2 separate regions of the Homo sapiens genome follow, and region 2 is linked to region 1. Evidence: read pairs that join two places in POLR2A ChIA-PET (ENCODE). Cell type or tissue: OCI-LY7. All regions are shown on one strand.

Region 1 (2,500 bases):
AGGATGAAGCTGTGTGGTTTCAAGCCACTAACTCTGGGGTTTTTTGTTCCAGCAGCCACAGGACCCTCGTCCAGAGACCAGCACCCCAGCCTGACCGGGGCTTCCTGGTGACCTGCCCAGGCTCCCACCTCTCTGCTAGCTGGGGCTGTAAACATTTTATACTTGTGATGAGGCCACCAGCAAACGCGGAGGCCTTCCTCCGGCGGTGACCCAGTGATGAGCCTGGGCCGATGTCCCCAGGCACACTGGGGTTTTCACAGAAGCAATAACATCTCTGTCATTTTTTTCCAGACCTCACTGAAGATCCCCCTACCCCAGGCTCAAGTCAGAGAGAGAGGAGGTGGCAGTGCCGGAATTTCAGCTGCGCATCCGTCCCAGCTCTGCACTGCGGGCGTCCGTCCCAGCTCTGCACTGCGTGCGTCCCGCCCTGGCTGGAGCTTGCAGACGGCAGCCCTGCAGGAACCCACCGGGGCTGACTCCTTCCTCCCCAGATCCCACAAAACAGCAGTGGATCTCCACTCGGCACGCATTCCCCTCTACATTCACACGAAGTGTCTTTTAATGGAAAGTGTATAAACTCGTTAATTTTGGTTACTGCACTGAAGTTAGGCAAGCTTCTGCAGCTTTATTAAATGACCAATGCTGTCCCTCCTGAGTGTGAAATTAACTCACTTTTCCTTTTTTTTTTTTGGGGGGATGGAGTCTTGCTCTGTCACCCAGGCTGGAGTGCATGGTGCCATCTCAGTTCACTGCAAGCTCCGCCTTCCGGGTTCATGCCATTCTCCTGTCTCAGCCTCCCGAGTAGCTGGGACTACAGACGCCCGCCACTGCGCCCGGCTAATTTTTTGTATTTTTAGTAGAGATGGGGTTTCACTGTGTTAGCCAGGATGGTCTCAATCTCCTGACCTTGTGATCCGCCTGCCTCAACCTCCCAAAGTGCTGGGATTACAGGCGTGAGCCACCGCGCCTGGCAGATTAACTCACTTTTCATGGCAGGTTTGAGGGAGACAGAGAAAACTCTTCTCTCACCTGAAACCGTGGCTTTGAGAAAAATAAAGTAGAACGACCGTGGCTCTTGGGAGCACTATCTGAAGGACTTGGCAAAATGTTTCCTCTTAGTGGCACCTGTGATGCCAGGTCTATGAAAAGCCCAGGGAGCCCGGCTGGCACCACCTCTGTGGCGTCCTGTGGGCCTCTGGCCATGCTGTGTCGTGGGAGAAAGAGCCGCCACGCAGCTGTGTCTTGGAGGAGCCTCCCCGCTGCTGTCAGAGGTGCAGCGTGCACTTAAATAGCAAGAACCCAGGTGCAAAGCCTTGAGGCCTGGGGCTCGGTTTCTACCCCTGTGAGGTCCGGGGCTCGGTTTTTGCCCCGTCACACGTGACCACCAGCCGGGAGGTGGGAGGCTTAAAACAACAGAAATTTACTCTCTCAAAGCTCTGGAGGCCACAAATCTGAAACCAAGAGGTCTCAGGGCTGCCCTCCCTGCAGGGCTCAGGGAGGCCCCTTCCTGCCTCTCCAGCTCCTGGCTGGTGGCTTTCTCGCTGTCCGTTTTCATACAGCCCCTCCTCTGTGTCTCTGTCTCCTTCTCCTTATCAGGACATAAGCCGCAGCAGCCCAGAGCTGTGACCCTTCATCTTACCTTCATTACCTCTGCAAAGACCCTGGTTCCACATCCACAGGTCCTGGGGCTAGGGACACGGCTCAACCTAAAACAGCCTCTAAATGAGGGGGTTTCAGAGGAAGATTGCCCCAGCCCCTCCGTGCCGAGAAGGATTTGGACATGGAGGAGTACGGGAAGGGCATTCCCGCCACTTGGAACAGCCCACAGCTGGAGGCATGCGTCAGGAGGAGCAGGGCCCTGTGGGCCCAGTGGGTGTGGAAGGTCATGTGTGGGGCAGTGTGTCTTCCAGAGGGCTCAGGAGTGTGGGGCTGGGAGCCACAGAGCCTGTGGCAGGCAGGCGTGACCAGGGACAAGTGTGTTGCCGGGGAAGACAGACCCGGAGGATCAGCGAGGCCAGGCTTCCCAGCGGTGGAGCCCCTGGACAAGGTTGTGTCCCTGTGGGAGGCAGAGGGCTTTTTCAGCCTTCATTTCAGGAACAATGACATGAAGCCCTGAGAAGGAGGAGCTCAGCCAGGAGCGGAAGGAGCTGGGCTTGAGCCCGGGGTTCAGTTCTACCAAACCCAGTCCAGAGCTGGCACCTGTCGGCAGCCAATGAGCACATTAAAAAATGTGATGAGGCTGGGCAATGGCTCACACCTGTAAACACAGCACTTTGGGAGGCTGAGGTGGGAGTATTGCCTGAAGCCAGTCCAAGACCAGCCTGGGCACACAGTGAGGCCCCCATCTCTGCAAAAAATATAAATAAAAAAAATCAGGCCTGGTGTGGTGGCTCATGCCTATAATCCCAGCAATTTGGGAGGCTAAGGCAGGTGGATTGCTTGAGGTTAGAAGTCCAAGACCAGCCTGACCAACATAGTGAAAACACATCTCTACTAAAAC
Region 2 (2,500 bases), 73 kb after region 1:
TCATTCCCACTTTACAGGTGAGTAAACCAAGGCCCAGCAAGGCCGACTTGCGAGCTGCCCTGTCCACGGCCCCCGGCGAGGAGGCAGCGGTGGTGGGGGTGGGGGTGGTGGGACAGGAACTTGGGGCTGGGTTTCAGACCTGCACCCAGCACGTAGCCCTTCCCCGAGCCAGACACGGACCCCACGCCTCCCTCGCCCTGGGACCACCTGCAGTGAGGGTGATGTCAGCCCCATTGCCTGGCCTGGCAGAGGTCAGTGGCCAAGGCTGCACCTGCCTGGAGGTGTCCACGGGCTATGGCTGTGGTCATTGGCGGCCAGGGCAGCACTGGGCTCAGCCCCTGTGGTGCCCGGAGCCCCTTGGTTATCACAGCCAGCAGACACCCGTGCGCCCATCCGTCTCCTGCTCATTAAGCCGGACGCCGAAATGGAAATGAAAACATAATAGCTATTTGATTGGGGGTGAGATATTTTGCATATTGGCTTGGCGCTGATAGCGGAATTTCATCAACTCCCTTTTTTCATGCTTTAAAACTGAATTATGGAGCTGGCTCTGTGCAGCGGGATGATCCCAGCTCCCTTCCAAGTCCCCACACCGACGATTAAGGTGGCCCCTCCCGGCTTTGATGGCGAGGCGCTGGGGGGCTCCTTTGAACGACTGTCTTGCGGAAAGCTGGAGCCAGTCGCTGAGGAGAGGGGGGCATCCCCCAGACTGTGGGCCCCAGGGTGGACATGCCAGGTGGGGCGCAGATGGGGGCTGTGGATGAGGAGTCTGAGGCCCCTGGGGAGGCCCCTGCGGTGCCCCTGGCTCTGTGACCTTGGGCAAGCCTTCTGAAAACCAGGGCCCTGGCCCAGGGAGCACCCTGCTCCGGCTCAGTGTTTGAGATGAGCCTAAGTCCCCAGTGGGTGCCTGCAGGGGACACAGGCGCCTATGCTGGCCTCTCTTGGGAGTTCTCTCATTCTTGGTCTAGAGGGGAGGAAGTGGAGGTGCAGGTGCCTGCCCAGGCCCCATGTGAGCAGCTGGTGGGGCGGGTGACCACTGGCAGCCACACGGCCCCGCTCCTCCCCCACCAGCACCACGGCTCTTTCCTTCACTCTTTCATCCGCTCCCTCACTCACCCGTCCCCTCACACACTCACTTCTTCCTCCTTCGCTTTCGCTGGCTCCTTTCCCCTTCCTGAGCCCTTGGCGTGCCCCACCCTCACGAGGTGCCAGAGATCCTGCAGTGACCAGCCCCATCCCCCAAAAAGTGGAAGATGCCAGTGTGAGCACCACAGGAAAGAGTCAGAGGTGCCATCCAGGAAGGCTTCCTGGAGGAAGTAGCAAGTGGGTGGCAATCTGGATGGGGAGAGGAGGAGGCTGCCAGCACCGGGTCCAGGGAAAAGCGCTCCAGGAGAAAGGAACAGCAGGAGCTGAGGCTGGCACAGGGCAGGCGGCTTCTCCCTGAGCCTGGTTTCAGCGGATCAAACTGTCTTGCCAAAGGCTGGCGTTAGGACTCAGCCAGGTGTTGGCAGTGGGCGCTGGGCGCAGATGTGAGGTTGTCACCACAGCTGCTGTCACTGTTTCTACTCTGCAGGGACGTGCCCCATCTTCCTCCTTCGGCGGGGGGTGTGAGTGGGTGAAGGCCAGGGCTGGGGGAGGAAGTACTGCGGGGGTGGCAGCGGGGGGGAGGGAGGGACGGGGAGGGGAGCGGAGAGGGGCACAGGTCGGGGCAGAGGATGGGATGGGGAGATGGGAGAGGGGTGGGGCTGGGGAGGCAGAAGAGAAAGACCCCCAGGGCTGGCCTCCTGGTCTTGCTGGCCCTGGGTAGCAGGTGGGTGGGGGGGGGTCACAGCATTGCCAGGAGGGAGAACCTGGCCTCTGGCGGCACACAGCGGCCAGATAAGGCCCTGATAACAGACAGAAAATAGCAACAGATTCAGACTTTCCCACCAGCTGGGCAGCGGGCAGCTTGGGCCACGGTGGGGACAGAGAGGAGACGGGGACGGCCCCGCTCGCTCTGTTGAGGCCACGCTATGGGAGCGCAAGGTGACTGGGGCCCAGGCTGGGTCTGGGGGCCGTGGTGAGCCATTGCAGAGGGCCTGGGTCCCCCAGGCTGACCCGAGTTGAGTCTACAGCATGACCTCCAGCCAAGCGGCGCCCTCCCAGGTCCCTGGTGAGTGGCTGATGCTGTCCACACCCCCTGGCCCAGCTAGGAGCATCTCTCATCCCGTGAATCTCGCCAAGCAGGGAAACCGAAGCACAGAGAGCAGTGGTAGCAGCAGCCCAGCCCCGCCATCAAAGTGGGGTCTGCTGGCGACACCAGCCCAGCACCACCTGCGTGGGGAGCCCGGCCCCGCGGTTGGGACTCGGGACTCACCGCCCACACCCTCAGGACCAAGTGGCCAGTACCTCACGCGCAATCCATCAAGCAGCCAGACTGACTTCCAGGCACTAGGGCAGCTGAGGGAGTGGGCGCAGAGCCTGGGAGAGCCCGGAGCAGACGGCGCCTTCTGTGCCTACC

What was found. Peaks named below come from ENCODE experiments on the same cell type or tissue, not always from the same donor. Only the 100,000 strongest peaks of a DNase experiment are listed, where the experiment ranks them.
Region 2: POLR2A ChIA-PET joins it to region 1 with 5 read pairs; 2 of 35 experiments call an interaction of 5 or more read pairs at or near these places.

What each region holds. Positions count from the first base shown.
Region 1 is chr16:88,551,854-88,554,353 of GRCh38, reverse strand. No RefSeq gene overlaps it. Among named protein-coding and RNA genes, the nearest start is that of ZC3H18-DT, 8.9 kb to the left of the region's middle. In OCI-LY7, no CTCF peak of the experiment used is centred here; a DNase peak (open chromatin) is centred at 1,323; H3K4me3 peaks cover 1,057 bases; H3K27ac peaks cover 2,500 bases.
Region 2 is chr16:88,479,021-88,481,520 of GRCh38, reverse strand. The region is part of intron 1 of ZFPM1 (zinc finger protein, FOG family member 1); the gene reads right to left. Among named protein-coding and RNA genes, the nearest start is that of MIR5189, 11 kb to the right of the region's middle. RefSeq lists enhancers at 360-860, 861-1,361, 1,828-2,500. In OCI-LY7, a CTCF peak has its summit at 1,873; DNase peaks (open chromatin) are centred at 970, 1,550 and 1,850; H3K4me3 peaks cover 1,248 bases; H3K27ac peaks cover 988 bases.